5 separate regions of the Homo sapiens genome follow, and all the other regions are linked to region 3. The links are chromatin contacts, found by Hi-C or POLR2A ChIA-PET in ENCODE. All regions are on one chromosome and are shown on one strand. The core of a region is the stretch at or near the end of the contact, and the rest is flanking DNA. Distances in the headings are between cores, read along the strand shown.

What was found. A loop is a pair of places that touch in the nucleus more often than their neighbours do. ChIA-PET counts read pairs that join two places held with the same protein, here RNA polymerase II (POLR2A). Pooled maps may share reads with other maps.
Region 1: a loop to region 3 is called in a map with no recorded cell type, with 5 times the contacts of the local background. The contact joins two enhancer-like sites. A Hi-C loop is called at or near these places in 3 of 37 single-sample maps with no recorded cell type and 5 of 50 pooled maps. POLR2A ChIA-PET finds 5 or more read pairs at or near these places in 1 of 52 experiments (MCF 10A).
Region 2: a loop to region 3 is called in a pooled map, with 4 times the contacts of the local background. The contact joins two enhancer-like sites. A Hi-C loop is called at or near these places in 4 of 168 maps with a recorded cell type or tissue (CD14-positive monocyte, CD8-positive, alpha-beta T cell, PC-9 and 1 more) and 8 of 50 pooled maps. POLR2A ChIA-PET finds 5 or more read pairs at or near these places in 2 of 52 experiments (AG04449 and WTC11).
Region 4: a loop to region 3 is called in a map with no recorded cell type, with 10 times the contacts of the local background. The contact joins two enhancer-like sites. A Hi-C loop is called at or near these places in 19 of 37 single-sample maps with no recorded cell type and 5 of 50 pooled maps. POLR2A ChIA-PET finds 5 or more read pairs at or near these places in 1 of 52 experiments (OCI-LY7).
Region 5: a loop to region 3 is called in a map with no recorded cell type, with 11 times the contacts of the local background. The contact joins two enhancer-like sites. A Hi-C loop is called at or near these places in 3 of 37 single-sample maps with no recorded cell type and 2 of 50 pooled maps. POLR2A ChIA-PET finds 5 or more read pairs at or near these places in 2 of 52 experiments (naive thymus-derived CD4-positive, alpha-beta T cell and naive thymus-derived CD8-positive, alpha-beta T cell).

Annotation. Positions count from the first base shown.
Region 1 is chr15:70,461,883-70,465,026 of GRCh38, reverse strand. No RefSeq gene overlaps it. Among named protein-coding and RNA genes, the nearest start is that of LINC02205, 42 kb to the left of the region's middle. RefSeq lists an enhancer at 2,095-2,174. Within about 2 kb of position 1,891, at least 6 of the 41 ENCODE cell types and tissues checked have a DNase peak (open chromatin) inside an H3K27ac peak, as active enhancers do.
Region 2 is chr15:69,574,020-69,577,536 of GRCh38, reverse strand. No RefSeq gene overlaps it. Among named protein-coding and RNA genes, the nearest start is that of DRAIC, 14 kb to the right of the region's middle. Within about 2 kb of position 1,346, at least 2 of the 41 ENCODE cell types and tissues checked have a DNase peak (open chromatin) inside an H3K27ac peak, as active enhancers do.
Region 3 is chr15:70,034,152-70,037,275 of GRCh38, reverse strand. No RefSeq gene overlaps it. Among named protein-coding and RNA genes, the nearest start is that of MIR629, 44 kb to the left of the region's middle. RefSeq lists enhancers at 138-247, 1,391-1,520, 1,611-1,710. Within about 2 kb of position 1,440, at least 4 of the 41 ENCODE cell types and tissues checked have a DNase peak (open chromatin) inside an H3K27ac peak, as active enhancers do.
Region 4 is chr15:69,666,747-69,669,958 of GRCh38, reverse strand. The region is part of intron 1 of PCAT29 (prostate cancer associated transcript 29); the gene reads right to left. Among named protein-coding and RNA genes, the nearest start is that of PCAT29, 76 kb to the right of the region's middle. RefSeq lists enhancers at 895-974, 3,053-3,212. Within about 2 kb of position 1,643, at least 9 of the 41 ENCODE cell types and tissues checked have a DNase peak (open chromatin) inside an H3K27ac peak, as active enhancers do.
Region 5 is chr15:70,433,906-70,437,012 of GRCh38, reverse strand. No RefSeq gene overlaps it. Among named protein-coding and RNA genes, the nearest start is that of LINC02205, 70 kb to the left of the region's middle. RefSeq lists an enhancer at 491-540 and a silencer at 1,351-1,554. Within about 2 kb of position 1,477, at least 4 of the 41 ENCODE cell types and tissues checked have a DNase peak (open chromatin) inside an H3K27ac peak, as active enhancers do.

The DNA.
Region 1 (3,144 bases), core at 642-3,141, 430 kb before region 3:
CTGCTCTGGTGTTGGGCAGTGGGGTTTTATGTTTATCTGTGGTCAGGGGTCCTTTCACCACCCACTGACTTTGCCCTTCACCACCCACTGGCCTTGCTGAGCTGTCTCCCTGAGTGTTTTCGGCATAATCATTGGCTGGTCTTCATGGATGGGCAACCTCTGGAAATGGCTTTCTTCCAGAGCCATTGCCCTGGGACTACTGAGAAGTCCCAAGGCCCTTCTAGAGTGCCTTACCCCCATGACTTTATCAAGATGACTCTCTCCCTTCTTTGGGGACTGCCATAGTCTCTGGCAGCTGCCTTTGCAGGGGCCTTGCTCTGGGGCTCAAGGACTCCAGAGCTTCTCTTCTTAACTTGACCCTTAAGGACTAAAATCTTTGAATGGGGAGTAGTGGTATCAGATGGACCCGGATATGAATACCAGTGTTGCCATTTCTCTTTTGTTTGGCTGGTTTTTGGATAGGATCTCGCTCTGTCACCTAGGTTGGAGTGCAGTGGCAAGATCATGGCTCACTGCAGCCTCCACCTCTCGGGCTCGAGGGATCCTCCCACCCCAGCCTCTGGTGCAGCTGGGACCACAGGCGTGCACCACCATGCCTGGCTAATTGTGTTGCGGTTTTCTAGCTGTGTGACCTTACATAGGTCACTAGCCCTGTCTGATTTCCTCAGCTGTAAAAGAGGGTAATGATAAAAAAAAAATCACAATTAACACTACTATTTTATTCTCAATGTGTCAGGCATTATTCCAAGTACTTTATATAAATGACCTCATTCAATCGTTGTAATTACCGTATGAAATAATTATTATTGTTTAGTTCCTATGTGATAGATGTGTAAACTGCGACCACGCAGATAGTTAGCAGCAGAGCAGGGATCTAGGAAGGGCTGTCTCTGCAGCTGCCTTTCACGTTTATGTTATGCTGTGTCTTAATGATGCACACGCAGAGTCTAAAAAATCATGGATGTGTCACTGCATAAGGAAAAAAAATGATGATGCTTGTGTGTGCCCAGCTTTGAGCTTGGCACATAATAGATGCTCATGAAATCTTGTTTGCCTTATCCTCTCTTGGTCTTTTTCCTTCTACTCTCCTATGTGAGCACACACTGTGGTCACAGCAGAACAAAGTGGGGCTGTGACAAGGAGCTGGCAACCATGTCTGAGGAAGGCTGGTGGGTAGCATGGGCAGGTGTCTCTCATTCTGTCCTCTCCCTCTGCATCCAGAAGAGCTACACCCCAGCTCATGAGTAGGTGTGGGTCTAGTCTCCCCTGGAGCTGACAGGTAACTCTAACTGTTTCCCAAGGCAAGAGAGTAGGAGGGTGTAGCAATTGCTCGTTAGAGCCAGCCAATGAGCCTAGGGGGTCACAGGGTTCCTCCCACCTACTCTGGGGAGGTTGTCTGCCTATATTTGTGTTCATTTCCTGATAGAAACACTGGGGTCAGAGGCTTATCTGGCCTGGCTTCTGGGCCAATGGGGAGCTGATAAGGAACAGACCCATCCATTGGGATCTACTGGGTGGATTCCTATTGTCTTACACACCATACAGATAACCAAGGTCTCAGGTAGAAGTTGTACTTTCCTGACCTCCTTCTCATGGTTTCTCAAGTCCTCAACCAGCTCAACCCCAAGGGGCAGCCAGTTACAGTTCCCCACAGACAGAGTAAACCCTGCTGGACCTCTGGGGAAGTTTCAAGAACCAGTTTGACCGCAAAACCAAGAAGCAGGTCTGTTGGGGCCTCTCTGGATGAAGTGGTCATGGGTGGCTGTCAGATGAGGATCTGAATTAGTCACGAGAGGAACAGGAGCCAGGCTAGGGGTGGAAACAAGGCCAGCTCCCCTCTGCTCCAGGGCTTAGGATCAGCTGGGGTGGAAGCAGAGGCTGTGTTGCAATTTCACTGCAAATCAACTGGGTCATCTCTTGTGGGTGACACCATGCAGGCCTTCCAACCCTTGTGTGTGTGTGTGTGTGTGTGTGTGTGTGTGTGTGTTTTGTAGATGGGGAGATGGTATCTCCCAACTGCCTTTAGCATCTGGCTGTGAGATGAGGCTGGGGGAAGATGGAACGATATGCATTCCTGGCAGAGCCAGTGCCTCCGGAGGCATGGGGTGGAGGGGACAGGGTGGAGTCCATGTTTGAACAAGTTGAGAGCAATTGCTGGAAGAACCCTGGGCAGAAGTCCCCTCTGCAGATCAGACTTGGCCTCTACATTTGTTCTCAGGGAAGTGAAACACGTACCATCTCCCCAGTTTGGACTGTTGCAGGCTGTGACACACAGTAGCCAATTCATTGACTTGGGGCTGTCCCCTCCCACCTGGGATATTCAGTGCCCTGAAAGGCAATGAGGTGTGGTGGGAAGAACGTTGACTTTGGAATCTGACCGACTTGAAATTAAATCTCAGTTCTGCCCTGAAGCACTGGGTAACCTTGAGTAAGTCACTTAACCTCTCCGGACCCCATTTTCCTCATCTCTGAAATGGAGATAGTAACAGCTTCTGGGCAGGGTGGTTAGGAGAAGTAACAATGATAATGTGGGTGAAGGAAAATCATAGGGCAGGAACTCAATAGAAGTTAGGCACTTTTCTCCTTCCTCTTAGAATACACCCTGTCCTTCAGCCACTGCTAGGCTTGTCTTTACCATCTTGGTGGCTGCTGAAAAGCCTCATTGACTGGCTGTGCCCACCTACAGCAGTGGCCAGCAAGCATTTTCTGTAAAGGGCCAGAGGATAAATATTATAGGCTTTGCAGGCCATGTGGTCTCTGCCACAACTACTCATCTCCACTCTTGTTGCTCAAAAACAGCCATAGATGATACCAAATGAATGAGTGTGGCTCTGTTCCAATAAAACTTTATTTATAAAAATAGGCAGTGGGCCAGATTTGGCCCTCAGGCTATAGTTGCCAATGCCTGGCCTCGAGTTTCAAGTCCAAAGCCTCTGCTTTTCTCTCAAGGGACTTCCCTAGCCTGGTCTTACCTTCTTCATCCAATCCAGTTTCTAATTACTCCCCTGAGTGTTCCCCAGTATGACCCAACAGGACTCCCTTTTGGCTCAGGAAGTGTTTAGCTTCCACACCTTTGCCCATGCTTTCCTCCCTGCTTAGAACACCATCCCATTTCCTCTTCACTCTCTTCACCCTTCTAAATTC
Region 2 (3,517 bases), core at 97-2,596, 460 kb after region 3:
AGAATGGAGGCTGAAGGATTGAAGGAGATGCTTTGCTTATCCAACCAAACCCCACCCAGAAGGTGCCTCCAGAGCTCCTGAGGTTCTTGCTGGGAAGAACCTGGTGCCGCCTTTTAACTATGGAGCCTGAGTGCTGGCAGTGGTGAGGGAAAAGGGTAACAAAGGCAGCAGAAAGAGGCATCCCCACCCAGCGAACAGCCAGATGCCAGGCGGGTGTTCCCTTCCCCACCCCAAGGTGGCTGCCTGCAGTGTCTACGTGCTTGTCTTTCTGGAAGACAGGCCCTACTAGGGCTTCAGAGTCAGGCCCAACCTCCTGCCCCCGCAGGAAGGAGCAGAAATGCAGAGCTAAGAGCACCTAGAGAAGGCAGGAAGGGCAGAGATGCAGGTGCACAGGCAACCTCTTCTGTTTGACTTTGGGCCAACTAGGGTTAGGAGTAATGGACTTAACCTGACCTTGGTCTTATATGATCCAGAGAAATGTAAATACTGAAACACAGGCCAACAGTAAAGCAGCAGGTGCAGGGAATCCAGCCACTCCTGGCAAAGTGTCATGGTCCAGCTAAGGACTCCCAGTGACCCAAGCTTCCCCCACCTGTCTCCTTTACCTTACAGGTAGCACCTTCCTCCTCCTTCCTATCCCTACCCCAGGGCCAGGCTGTCTCTCTCTTCCTGACCAGCAAAACCTGAATCTTAGGTTACAAACTCTGGAAGGGGCTCAGAGCTTGGCTGTCCCAAAACCCACTTTTGCAGAGGAGGAAACTGAGGCCCAAGGAAGAAAAAGACCTACTGCAGATCACCTGGCTTCCAGGCTCCTAGCACAAAGCTCTTTGTACTGACGAAGCTCTCAAATCCTGAAAACATCTGCTGTTAGTCCCACCCTCTCCAACCTCCATCCTTTCCCTTTCCCCAAAAAAACAAGAGCTGCATTTTCAGAATTGAAAGTAGGGTGCTAAATGGGCAAAAGTATAGTGGTGGGATCTGAGGCATGGAAGAGGAAAAGCCACAGGGGATGGCCTGAAAACACTGCTGTGTGCTGAGTCAGGCTGCCTGTGCCTGTTCTGCTGTATCCTGGCTCCTGGCTTTCCTCCCCACCCCTGGGCCTGACAGATGACAACTGAAGGTGGGGCCAGCCCAAGAGAGAAAGGGCCAGAGGAAGTTGTGGTGGGTGCCCCGACCCTGGTCCCTAGATATTGTCTGAAGCCTACTGAAGGGTGAGTCTGCATCTTCCAAACACTTGCCCACAACCACAGTGACAGAAGAGGAGCGAGATCTCTCTCTGCTGTAGGTCCAAATGCTACCCTCCTACAATACCAGCAATACTGATGCCACCAACCCCCATGATGGCACCAGGATGGGGAAGGCAGAAACAGGCCTCTGGTGCCCTCTGCTGTTCAGCACTCCCGTGCCACAGCCTGAGGGTTGGCACTGTGGCTGGCAGGGGGACCCAGGGAATGTCTCCAGCCCCTAGGGTTGCCCCAGCTTTTAGCAGCCCTCCATCTACTTCCCAGAAGGATCCAGGAAATGTGTGATGCTGAAGCCCTGGCTAAGGCAATGCACCCGCCAGATCACCCAGGGTGTGGTGTAGTAGCAAACAATCCCCAACACGAAATGGCTCCAAATCAGGCAGGTTTATTTAGCTGGACAAGCTCTGTGTCCATTTTCTAAGATCCAGGTTGAGGCAGTAGCCACCACCATCTGGAATGATGCTGGCTACAGTGACTGAGAGCAAGAGACTGAGGGCCTCACACAGACAGTGAAAAACTTCCACTCACAGCTCACTGGTGGGATCTATCACACAGCCCCACCCAAGCAAAAGAGGCAGAAAGTGCAATCCCACCAGGTGCCCAGAAGTCAGGAGCTAGGGACACTGAAAGGGCACATTCCTGACTACTGATGGCTTCCGGCTCATTCTCCCTCCTGCAAGCAAAGTACCTCATCCCTCCCCAGGGAACGCAGCCCTAGATCCGCCCCAGGGGCAGCATCGTCCTCAGGTGCAGGGTCTCAGGGCGGTATGTTGGCATCCCATATCAGCAGTGAGGGGCAGTAATCCCTGCTTCACACGTAGATGTGGTGCCTCTTGATCCAGTGACCTGCAACCTAAGAATCCCAGTTTCCTGCTGCCTGTTAAAATTCAGTCCTCAGTGGTACAGCCAGGGCTAGAGAGTGGCAAAAAAACACACCAGTAGGAAAGCAGAAAAATGAGAGCCATATCTCAGGGGATACTGCTCCATGGCAGCCCTGCCATCCCTGGGCAGACTTTAAGAGTCCCTGTCCTGGAGGTGGGCATCGTCCTTGATCAGGCAGCTCTGGCCTCTCCCCTGGGTATCTCTCCTCATTGGTTTTTTCTGTGCCCTGCTCCCTTCCCCGTCTGTCTGGCTGCCTCAGTTTCTCCTGACTTAATACCTTGTGCTGTGTGTGGCTCTGTAATGGCCACCTCACTCTTGAGTCTCCCAGACTTCTGAGTGGTCCCAACTTAGGGTCTCAGTTCAAATTCCAGACACACAGAGAGACTCCCATTTCACTGGCCTAACTGATTATTCAGAGCCAGGCACACAAGTCACAGTTATGTCCAGTTTCCGAACGGGCCGTCTGAACAGGGGATGCTGGAGAGACCCCACGCTGCCTGCACATCTGGTGGTGTGGGAGGAGAGCGTGGGCACAGCCATGAAGGATTGTTTTCTCTGAAACACAGAGCGTGGAGTTGCCCTTGAATGTACTCTGAAGACACATGATTTGGGAGGAGGAAGTGAGGTTTGGCCTTCCCCAACCTCAGACTGCTCATTGCTTTCTTTACTCCTCTGAGTCTCAGTTTCCTCATCCATACAGGGGGAACAATAATCACTGTCCTCATCCTTCTCCCTCGCTCACTCCTGTGGGCCCTCATGCCCCTGATGGAACCAGTCCTGGGTCCTGGCTGCCTGAGCTGGGTTCACAGTCTGGGGCTGACCTGTGGCCTGCCTCTCCAGAACATTTGCGTCTGTATAGAGAACTGTTGGAGACTGACAAGCCAACAGGATCAACCCGTAATGGCAAAATATAAGGCAGGGAGATGCCAAAAGAGAGAATACTTTGGTAGGAGGGAGGGAAGCACTCAAGATCTGCCTGGATAAGAATTCTAATCTCTGCTGCTGACTGTTCAGTTCCTCCTTCATGGAAGAAATGAGTCAGGCCTATCTTGAATGACAACTCTTGTTACCAGAATCCTCAGATCATTTCTAGGGTAACTCTCCTTTAAGGGATGTGTGTGGGGGCAGCACTTCGTAGGTACATGCACCCTGCCTCCCTGCCCCACGTGCTCTACATTCTCCCTGTGCTCAGAACTGTGCTGACTCGGGCACAGTTCTGATGATGCGGAAACTAGTGCAGCCCACATTTCTCAACCTCGGGGACGGATGTGCTGCCTTGTTGTATTTTTGTTCTTTGAAAACCTCTGCTTTTTCTTCTACCCATCCACCTCTTTAGCTGCTAATCGGGGGTGGTCTGAAGACCCACGTCGTGTGTTTATTTTATCATGTTT
Region 3 (3,124 bases), core at 191-2,690:
AGTGGCCTGGACAGCATATTGTGGGGGTCCTCATCGGGGGAAGAGGCAACTCTCAGAAGGGTCAAAAAGGGGAAGTATTCATGAAGGCTTCCCAGAGGAGATCACATTTGACTAGGTGTTTAAGAGTGCATCGGGGTTGTAGGTTTATAGAGGGAAAGGCATTTTAGACATGCCAGTCCCTGAACTGCTTGCCTCTCTGCAGTTCTGAGCTAGTTTGTCCTTGGATGGGCCTGAAGAGTTTGTAGATTCCTTGTGCTAGGGCTGGAGCTACTCCTTAGAGAACCTCTAGTGTCTCCCAGGAGGGTCAGCAGGTGGAGGGAGGGAGGAAGGGAGGAGGGAGGAAGCCCACAGTACTGAATCACTTTGCTGAATACTGCACAGAGAGGCCATCCCTCTGTGCAGGGCACTATTTGGAAACTGCTGCCAACTGCTGTGCATGCACTATGTAGATCAGCTTGTTTGTCAACGAAAGTAATTTGCATTCAAGCTTGTTTGGGGACACACTCCCTAGTCTCCAGGAAGCCCTAAGGACAGATGTTACCCAAGACTGCTACTTGACTCACCATCACCTTTCTATCAGTGTGAGGCACCCTCCTCTGGCCCTGCTGGCTCAGTTCCAGGAGGCGCAGGTGTTCAGGCCTCTAAGTCCTACCCACCAACATGGACAGAGCTACCTAGACCTACGCAATCAAAGAATCGCAGTCATCTAATGATATTTGCCCTGGTCTAGAACCCACCAGCCTATGATTTACCTCATAGGTTTAAAAAAATAAGTTTACTTTTTAAAGCCTAAATGTAAAGATTTTAAAAGGAAACTTTATATATTATCATAAATAAAATACCAATATTCCTTACCTTAAATTTAAAAGTCTGCATACTTGTAAATGCAATGAAAACAATTCTAAGTAGCTGTACCTCAAGTTCTCACTCCTTCCTTGTTAAAAAAGGGAGATGACCCAGTGTTTGAGAGCTGTGTTGGACATTCGCACCCAAATGAAACCTGCGCCTTGTCCAAATCAGAAATGATTGAATGAGAATTGGGAAGAGAATAATTTCCTGCTCTGCAGCCCATGGTTTTCAATGCCTCGTCATCTTTCTTACAAAACTCTCCTCTGTGCCACAGCTTGGGAAAGCCAGATCTAGTCCAATATCTTTGTTACAGATGGGGACACTGAGGCCCAGAGAACACAGTGACTTGGAATTGAAAGTTTCATGGAAGCAGGACCTCTGTCAAGCTCAGTCCCTCTGGTATCCCCAGTGCCTTGCACCGTGTGCAGAACGAAGGAATGGGTGACTTCACACAACCTCGAGTCGAGACTGAAACGAACACCCAGGCTTCTTGACTCTTGAGTGTTTCTGTGTTGCAGAGCTCCTCACCCCATCCCCAGCCTCCACCACCCCTCCTCAGCTTCCTCTTTCAGTTCTTCTTGGGGAATTCAGGGGATTGTGCATCTTGAGCAGGGCCATGTGGCCCTGCCTGGATCTCATTCTTTCTCTGCTATCTGCAGCTGGTTATGTCCTAGTCTCTAGGTGGCCTGACCTGCGATGTGCAGGGGGAGAGAGAGGGCAACTGCCTCCCTCTTCCCTCTTTCCTTCGGCCTCCAGTCAGCAGCTCTGAGGGTCCATTCTGAGCCATCAGCCCTGCCCTGCCACCTGGGGTGGGAGAGCTGGTGAGCACAGAGTGGGGTCGTATGGGCAGGAACTGAGGGGCTCCAAATGGATGTGGGGAGAGGCCCGAGCCGGCAGGAGAGTGGCTCCCGTCCCTTGAGCTTCCTGCCCTAGCTTTTCACTCTGAGGACACTGATCTCTGCCCCATCTGTGGGCTCTGTTCTGCACTCACCTGAGCCAGGCCTCGTGAGACAGTTATTGTGTCAGGTCCTGTCTGGCCATCCTGGCACACAGTCATTCAGCCTCTATCCAGTCAACAAACATTTCCAGAGACCCACTCGGTTTGGGCCCCAGACTTCAGAGATGAACAGGACCCAGCCTCTGCCCCCAAGCTGCTGCCAGGGTTGGGGGTGGGGAACGGCCCCATCCCCAGATGACCCTAATATTCCATGACCAGTGCTCCTAGGGCACTAACTGGCACAGGGGCATGGAAGTCCAAAGGACAGGCACCCACGGGCCCCCAGGGCCAGGATGGCTTCCTGGAAGAGGTAAGGTCTGAGCTGCGCTCTGAAGGATGAGGGGGATGAGGAAGGCCATGGAGGAGGGGCAGTGTGGCATGTGCAGAGGCTCCTGAGGGAGGGTGAGGGTGACAGGAGAATGCTGAGGACTGAGATGGACTCTGGGGGAACCAAGGAGCCTCTGACAGTATAACAAGGAGACTCTGGGTGGAATTCGGCCATTGGGAAACAAGCTCTACTTGTGGTGTCAGGGCAAGGCAGAGAGGAGGACGCCAGGCAGCTGGCAGCGTGGGCACTAGCACGGTGACGGTAGCCTCAGAGCATGGCACAGCCAGAAGAATGTACCCAGTGCATAACCAGGGGAAGAGGGGCCTGAACCCATCTTTCACCTTCCATGTCCCACTGCTGCTCAACAGGACTCAGAGGGGAGACTCTCCCAGATGGGAGACCAGCTACATCTGCTGGTCCATTGAACAGGTGCCCTGTTTCCTGCGGCTGGCAAAGCTGGAAGCCTAGTGTTCTGGGATGGCCTGCGTCATTGCTACCCCTTGAAAGGCAGCTTACCCTCCCCAACCTTCTACCTTGTGGTAGCACAGATGTCAGCTGTGGGCTTCTGCCTCCAACCCTTCCCCCTGAGTTTCTCTTGGTCACTGTGGCCAGAGCCCACCTGACACAGGCCAGCCATCTCTCCCCCACCCGTGACATTCCCCCAGCAGCCCTGCCCTGTGCCTAGTGCTCCATGTATTGCCCTGTGGGCCCTCCTGCCACCATTCTTGATGCCTCTGGGCCTCCAGGGTCTCAGGCCTCACCCTGGCCAACTTCCCTCTCCCTGTAGTCCAGAGTGTCCTCAGCTCCCTGCCTCCCTCTCTGCACCATTCCCAGAGCAGGCCTAAGTTTTGGCTGTGCCCCAGGATTACTGGGTGTGATTCTTTGCGCATCTGTGCCTCAGTTTCCTCATCTGAAACAGCGGGGTGGAAACCAGACGTCAGAATCCCACC
Region 4 (3,212 bases), core at 394-2,893, 370 kb after region 3:
GGCCTCCACTGGACTTGCTGCGTCTGATCTCAAGCAGAGCTGAAGGTGTCATTATTTGCCAAGTACGCCATTGTTCTGAGATTCAGTTTCCTCATTTGTAAATGGAGATAAGCATAACTAATTTACCAACAGATCACACACACAGAGCTGTCCAGCAGGATGGAAGGAAGCGAGGAACCCAGAGATTTGGGTCCAGTCAGAGTTCTGCCACTATGGTGTTACCCTAGGCAGGTCACGTTTTGTCTCTATGATTTTGTCTCCTCATCTGTGAAATGGGAATTTTTTATTTTGAAGTCACTAGGTGAGTCACTTCACCTCCCTAGAAGTTGCTTCCTCATTGGTAAAATGCCTGGTTGTAGCTCTCCACGTTTTTTTCTCTTGGGTTTAAAGCCCCTGTGGCTTGGATTCTAAGCTAGGGCCCACCCTGTCCCCATACCCTCTCCACCCACCATGCCAGCCAAGACAATACACCCTTGGGGAACCATGTTCAGGTCCAGAGAGAGAACAGAAATGCTTCTGGGCCATATCCTCTTTCCAGATGGCCTTTAAGAGAAACAAGAGGCACAGGTAACAAGGAGGAAGAAACTGACCTTGAAAACACTATGAAACATAAGCCAAACTCTCCCAGATAGCTGCTGGCAGGGTCCCCCCACCCCGGCCCCCATCAGCTACAGAGGCACTTCAGAGCACTTCCTGTCTCATTTGGGGCAGGGCTGGCCAGGATGCTCGTGCAGCCCAACCCCAGCCTGGGTAGGGTGCTCTGACCACAGGCCGGTCACATGTAAGGGCAAGCAGAGGACTATTTTTGATCAGTGGTTAGGAGCCAGTGGCAGGTGACAAAACATGGTGAGCGTGAGCAGCCACAAGTGGGCCCTGGGCTCCTGGGCATGGAACTCTCCCCACTCTTGGCTTCCCACTTCCTGGGGTGCATTTCTCTCTTACAGCCCCACCCCACACCACCACCCTCACTCAGTGGCAAACTAAACACTGTCCCTCCTAGCCAGACAGGGGTCTACACCTGGGACACCGTCAGTGGGGTGTTAGGGTTAGGTTGTTTGCCAAGTTCAGGATTGGGACACTCAGCTTTGAGCACCTCCTGCTATATGGAGGGCTCCTCAGAAGGGGAGGTCTGGAGACTTACGGCCTAATTTCCCTAGTCTCTAGAACAGAGCTCCACTTCCTAGGGAGCTTTCTCCAGTGCCCTCCCCACCATTTCCTCCAATATCACCTTCTTCTCAGGAGGAGGGGAAAAGGCCACAGGAGGAAGTAGAGGAGGGTGGGCAGGAGCCAGCTGGGGGATCAAGAGGGATCAGATGAGCACAGAGCCAGCTGATGGGGCTGCACACACCAGCCTCACCCTCTTTCTGCCTCTTCCCTCCTCCTCCTTTCTTCCCCTCATAGACGATAACTGAGCAGCTGCCATGTGCCAGCCCTGTCTGAGTTCCTGCGTATGCACATCTGCCTCACACTCAGACTCTGCACTCTGGCCTGCTCTCCTGCTGAGGCAGAGGGACCCTGTGGCGAGGGAGAGCAGAAAGAGCTCCTCAGCCTATGAAACTGGCCACTACCACAATTTTAGAAATGTGGTCACTGAGGGCCTGAAAAAAAGCCTTGCCCAAAGGCAATCCTCTTGGGACCAAGGCTCCTGCCTGCTGAGGCTGACGAGGTCCTGGCCAGGCAGCACAAATTCCATGCAGGGATGTCCCTGGGGCCCCTGCTGTGCACCCAGCACTGTGTTGGACTGTGGGGACACGGGGTGAGTCAGGCCTGATCTGGGGATGGGGACACAAACACACACAGAGCCAACTCACTCCTTGGTGCCTGAGGAGAAGCCCTGGCGCTGGAGGCACTTAAGAAATGCCCAGTGACCTTTCACACCACAGAGGGCACAAGCCCCCTGAGGTCCAGGGTACCATTGGCTTGCTCTGCCCTGTACCTGCATGTCAACATGGAGCCAGGAGCTGACCTCTGTTTTTGAATCATTAGCTCCTGAGTTGAGGGAATGTGGAGGAAGTGTCTGGGGGTGGGAGTCCAGACACTCATTCAGCGGCTGAGTGGCCCCTGTTCCACTTGGCAGCCCTAACTGCCCCCTCCCCAGCTTCCCCCTTTCCCAGCACCCTCCCACCAGCACCGTCCTGGGCTCCTGTTACTCAGGGTTCAAAAGACCGGAACACGAGCGATGGAATGTCAGGACAGGAGGGCAGAAGAGGGATTCAGGATAGACTAGGTCCTGCAGGGCCCCCACCCCCACCATGTGGCAGCCCAAGGGTATTGACAAGCCTTATGGTGAGCATCCCAGTGCTGAGGTCCAGAGAGGTACAGTGCCTTGCCCAAAGTCACACAGCAAGAAGGGACAGCAGTAGGCCCAGAGCCCCAGTCTCTGCTCTCATCTCAGACTCCACCCACTCTTGCACGCAGGTGGCTTCCCCAGCTGGTTCCACACGCTGGGTGGATGTCCAGGCCTAGCGTTCCTACAGCTCAGAGAGTGCCTGGTCGGCGGGGGGGGGGGGGGGGCGGGAATGGGAGGGTGCAGAGGGGGAACAGGAGAAAACAGAAAGTGCCAGTGATTCACATTTCAAAATGTCGTGTTATTCCAGGCGCTTTCTCGCTTTGCCACCACCTTCATCCACCCCCCACTTGCCATCTTGAGAACCGGCTGCAGGGTGGCTGGGGCGGGGGGAGGAGGAGGCTGAGACCATCATCTAAGGAAGCTGTGTTTCCACCCTGCCCACTGAGAAGCCCGAGGGTGAATGAGCAGTCGGATGAGCACCGAGCTGGGAACCAAGGGGCCTGGGTGCCAGCCCTGGCTTTGGAATTGGTTGTTGTGAGACCCTGAGCAAGTCCCTAGGCCTCTCTCTACTTCCTTTACATACTTCCCCAGCACGTAAAATGGGGAAGTGGGAAGAGTTTGTGGCTCCCACGACTAGTTGCATATCAAAGCAAAACAAAACAGATTCTTGGACTGCATCCCCAGAGATTCTGATTCTATATGTTAGAGATGAGGCCTGGGAGTCTAATTTTAAAGCATACCCCTAAACCCCACCCAACCTGGTGATTCAGTGCAACCAGTCTACCGAGGCGCGGTTAGAGAGTTCCTGGCTATATGCTTCCACGCGGTTTCCAATCATCTCCAGGACTTATTGACCTCCTCCAAAATGCCCTCCTGGATTTACCCAGCCCTCCCTGCCACGTCTAACCCTCCTCACTTCTGG
Region 5 (3,107 bases), core at 228-2,727, 400 kb before region 3:
TCTTCCCAAACTTCCTCTATGTATACACACAGACAAAAAGTTAGAAGGATATAGTAGAAATAAAATAAAATAAATGAAGATTTAAAAAGAGGAAAAAAGACAGAGAAATAAGAATTAACTAGTCTACCTTCTTTCACTGGGTATAGTCAAGGCTGTTTGCAATGCTTGGAACTCTGGCAACTGTCTTGTAACCATGAGGAAAACTAGTCTGAGGCAGCCGACAGACTGAGGGTAGCAGAGCAGGAAGATGGAGATAATCTGAGTTTTGGTGATGTAAGGTAGCTGCTGGCCTTCACATACAGACCACCATGTGATAACTCTGGTTGTCACATGTATGCTTTTCCTGCCTACCTAGACTCTAAATTCTCAAGACTCAAAACTGAGTAATAATGAAGCCAGTCTGTGGGATGTAAGGGCAAGAGCGTGGGCTTTGGAGTTGAACAAAGCTGCCTTTGCATTACAGCTCTGTGAGGGGGAGTTACCTAATCCCTTGATGCCTCATTTTTTTAAATCTCTGAAATGGCAATAATAAACCCGCTTCCAGAGAGGTGGTAAGCATTGCATTAGATTGCATATGTAAGGTTTCTACCACAATGCCTAGGACAGGAGGGACTCAGAAAATGATATATACATGATTATATATGAATGAATCTGAGAAAATATGAAGTATGCCACTGAGTGAAAACACAACATGGTACTTTTATTTCTTCAGTCTTTTTAGCACAAACTAGACAGACTATGAGAAGCAGAGTTCTATCTCTGAAACTTATGGGCAGATTAATTTGGGGCAAGTTCTTTTACTTCTCTAAGTTTCAGTTTCTTCAGCTGTTAAACTGAGACAAGAATATTTGAAGATTAAATAAGGCCATGCCCAAAGCACTTGCAACATGGTAGGCTCTCAATAGACACTAGTTTCCTTCTTCATGCTCTGCCCCTCCACAACACACAAGACACAGACGTGTGTTCCATAAACACGTGCTCTCTCTCTCTCACACACACACATACCTAGAACACACCCACACAAATGGACATGCACAGACACATGGACCCACACATGTGCAGACACACAGATACACAACTTTCTCAGCCCCAGAATCTTCCAGGAGGTTTTAGAAGTAGCTGTTGCTGTGTCTGTCTGCAAGACCTGTTTACAAGGCAATTATGAACTCTTTTCGCCAAATGTAGGATCTTCAAACAATGAGCACTGTTGCTTAAAGGAAGACTATTCCTGGGGGAAAATACTTTAAATGTAATTATGTCTTAGCTGCACATCTAGTAAATAACTAGACATGCACTGCTTTGAATATAAAATGTCACATTTTTGCAGATGGGACAGACAAATTTTGGCAGTCAGAGGAAGTCAGGAGAGAGAAATGAAAGAAGAAACCACATACTTCCTTTTTATTTACCTGATGTAACTGGGCCTGGCCCCGGGGGCATGGGGCTGGGAGGGCCCTGAGGGCTGGCTTTGGCTGAGACAGGTGCAGGGAAGGTGAGAAGCAGGCTGAGGAGCACAGAGAGGGAGTCTGTGTCTTGATTTCCTTTCTTGTTTACTTCTTTTGTGTCCTTTCCCACCCTCGTCACCCTGGCCTCAGTCTTCATTGAGTCTTCCCTGGGCCGCATCCTCACTAGTTTCCCCAATTGCATTCTTTCCTCCTCTGACCTGTTCTGTGTAACATCACTAATCATTTGTTCCCTGAAATAGCACTTTCCTCTTGCCACTCTTGCTCAGAAACCTCCCTATTTCTCCCTTTCGCGTCTTTGCTTCCTTGGCTTCTCAGTGGAATGAAACAGTCTTTTCACCAGGACTCCCCAGCACGCAGCTGGGCAGTGCAATTTCCATGGTCTCCAGAGCAGTCTGGTCCTAGAAACCATGAAGTCCAGCCTTAAGCCACAGAGCTACAGTCATGTGTCTTTCAAAGCCCAGAAGACCTTGTTCATTGCATGACCTGGACAACTCTCCTGACCTACCTTGTACTCCTCTTCCCAACCTGTCTCTTCTCTACTGATTTTTCTTTCTGTTTCACCTACCTTGGCTACTGGGGCTGGTTCCTTTCCCCTATTTACCCAACTTTGACCTTTGGCTTTCCTCCTAGCAGGAGGTTTGGATTTTCCCTCTGGCCAGGCTTTCATTCCTTTATCTACTAAGTACTTATACAGGACTTACTGGTGCCAGGCTACATTTATGGAGGCACAAAGAGTGTCTCCTATCTGGAAGAAGAGGCCATTAGACAATTCACTGTGTGTGTGTGTGTGTGTGTGTGTGTGTGTGTGTGTGTGCGCGCGCGCGCGCGCGGGTGGAGCGGGGGGGTGGTTGGGGGTAGGAAGATGCACAGAGGAATAAATTGTTGTCCTTGAACTCTGGCAACTAACCAGAGGTCAGCCAATAGTATTTTATCCTTAATTGATTTATCAGATTAAGCTTTAATGGAGCAGGGAGGAAGTAGGAGCAAGCCAGGAAGCCATTACAATGGAAGAGATTGTGCTCAAGAATTCCATTTGATCTTCAAACAACCCCAAGAAGGAGGGGTTTTCCCCATTGTCCACCCAGGGAAGCAGGCTCAGAGAGGCCAGCTGACTTTCCTAAGGTCACCCAGCTGGCAGTAGAGGGTCCTGGCAGCCTGATGGCATTGTTGGGTGCACTCCTGAGGCCACGCTGATCCCAGGGCAGGGAAGAATGCCAGGCACCCCTGGTCAATGTCGCTTCCTGATCAGCCTTCTAAGGATCGTCCGGGTCTGCAAGTCCCTTCCACGGGTTGACTAAAGCTGCCTCTTTGCTCTGGAAACCCTCTACCTTCCCTCACTGGCTCATCTTCCTGGCTTCTCTTTGCCTTGGCCCTGGGGGCGGAAGGGGAACAGCTGAGTTGTCATCTAAGCTTGCATCTTCCAGGGCAGCAGAGGAAAAGGACATTGATTTATGATCAAAAAGGCGAAGGAGGATGCCGTGGGGAGGACGCTGGTCGGCAGGGGTGGGTGGGCGATAAGAGAGAACTAGAAAGAATAAAAAGAATCCCTAAGCCTTAAAAACAGAGCTTGCCCTCTGATTCCTGGGTAGGCGTGGGTTGAAAATCTTTCATGTAAAACTGAAATGGAATCACGAATGAGGA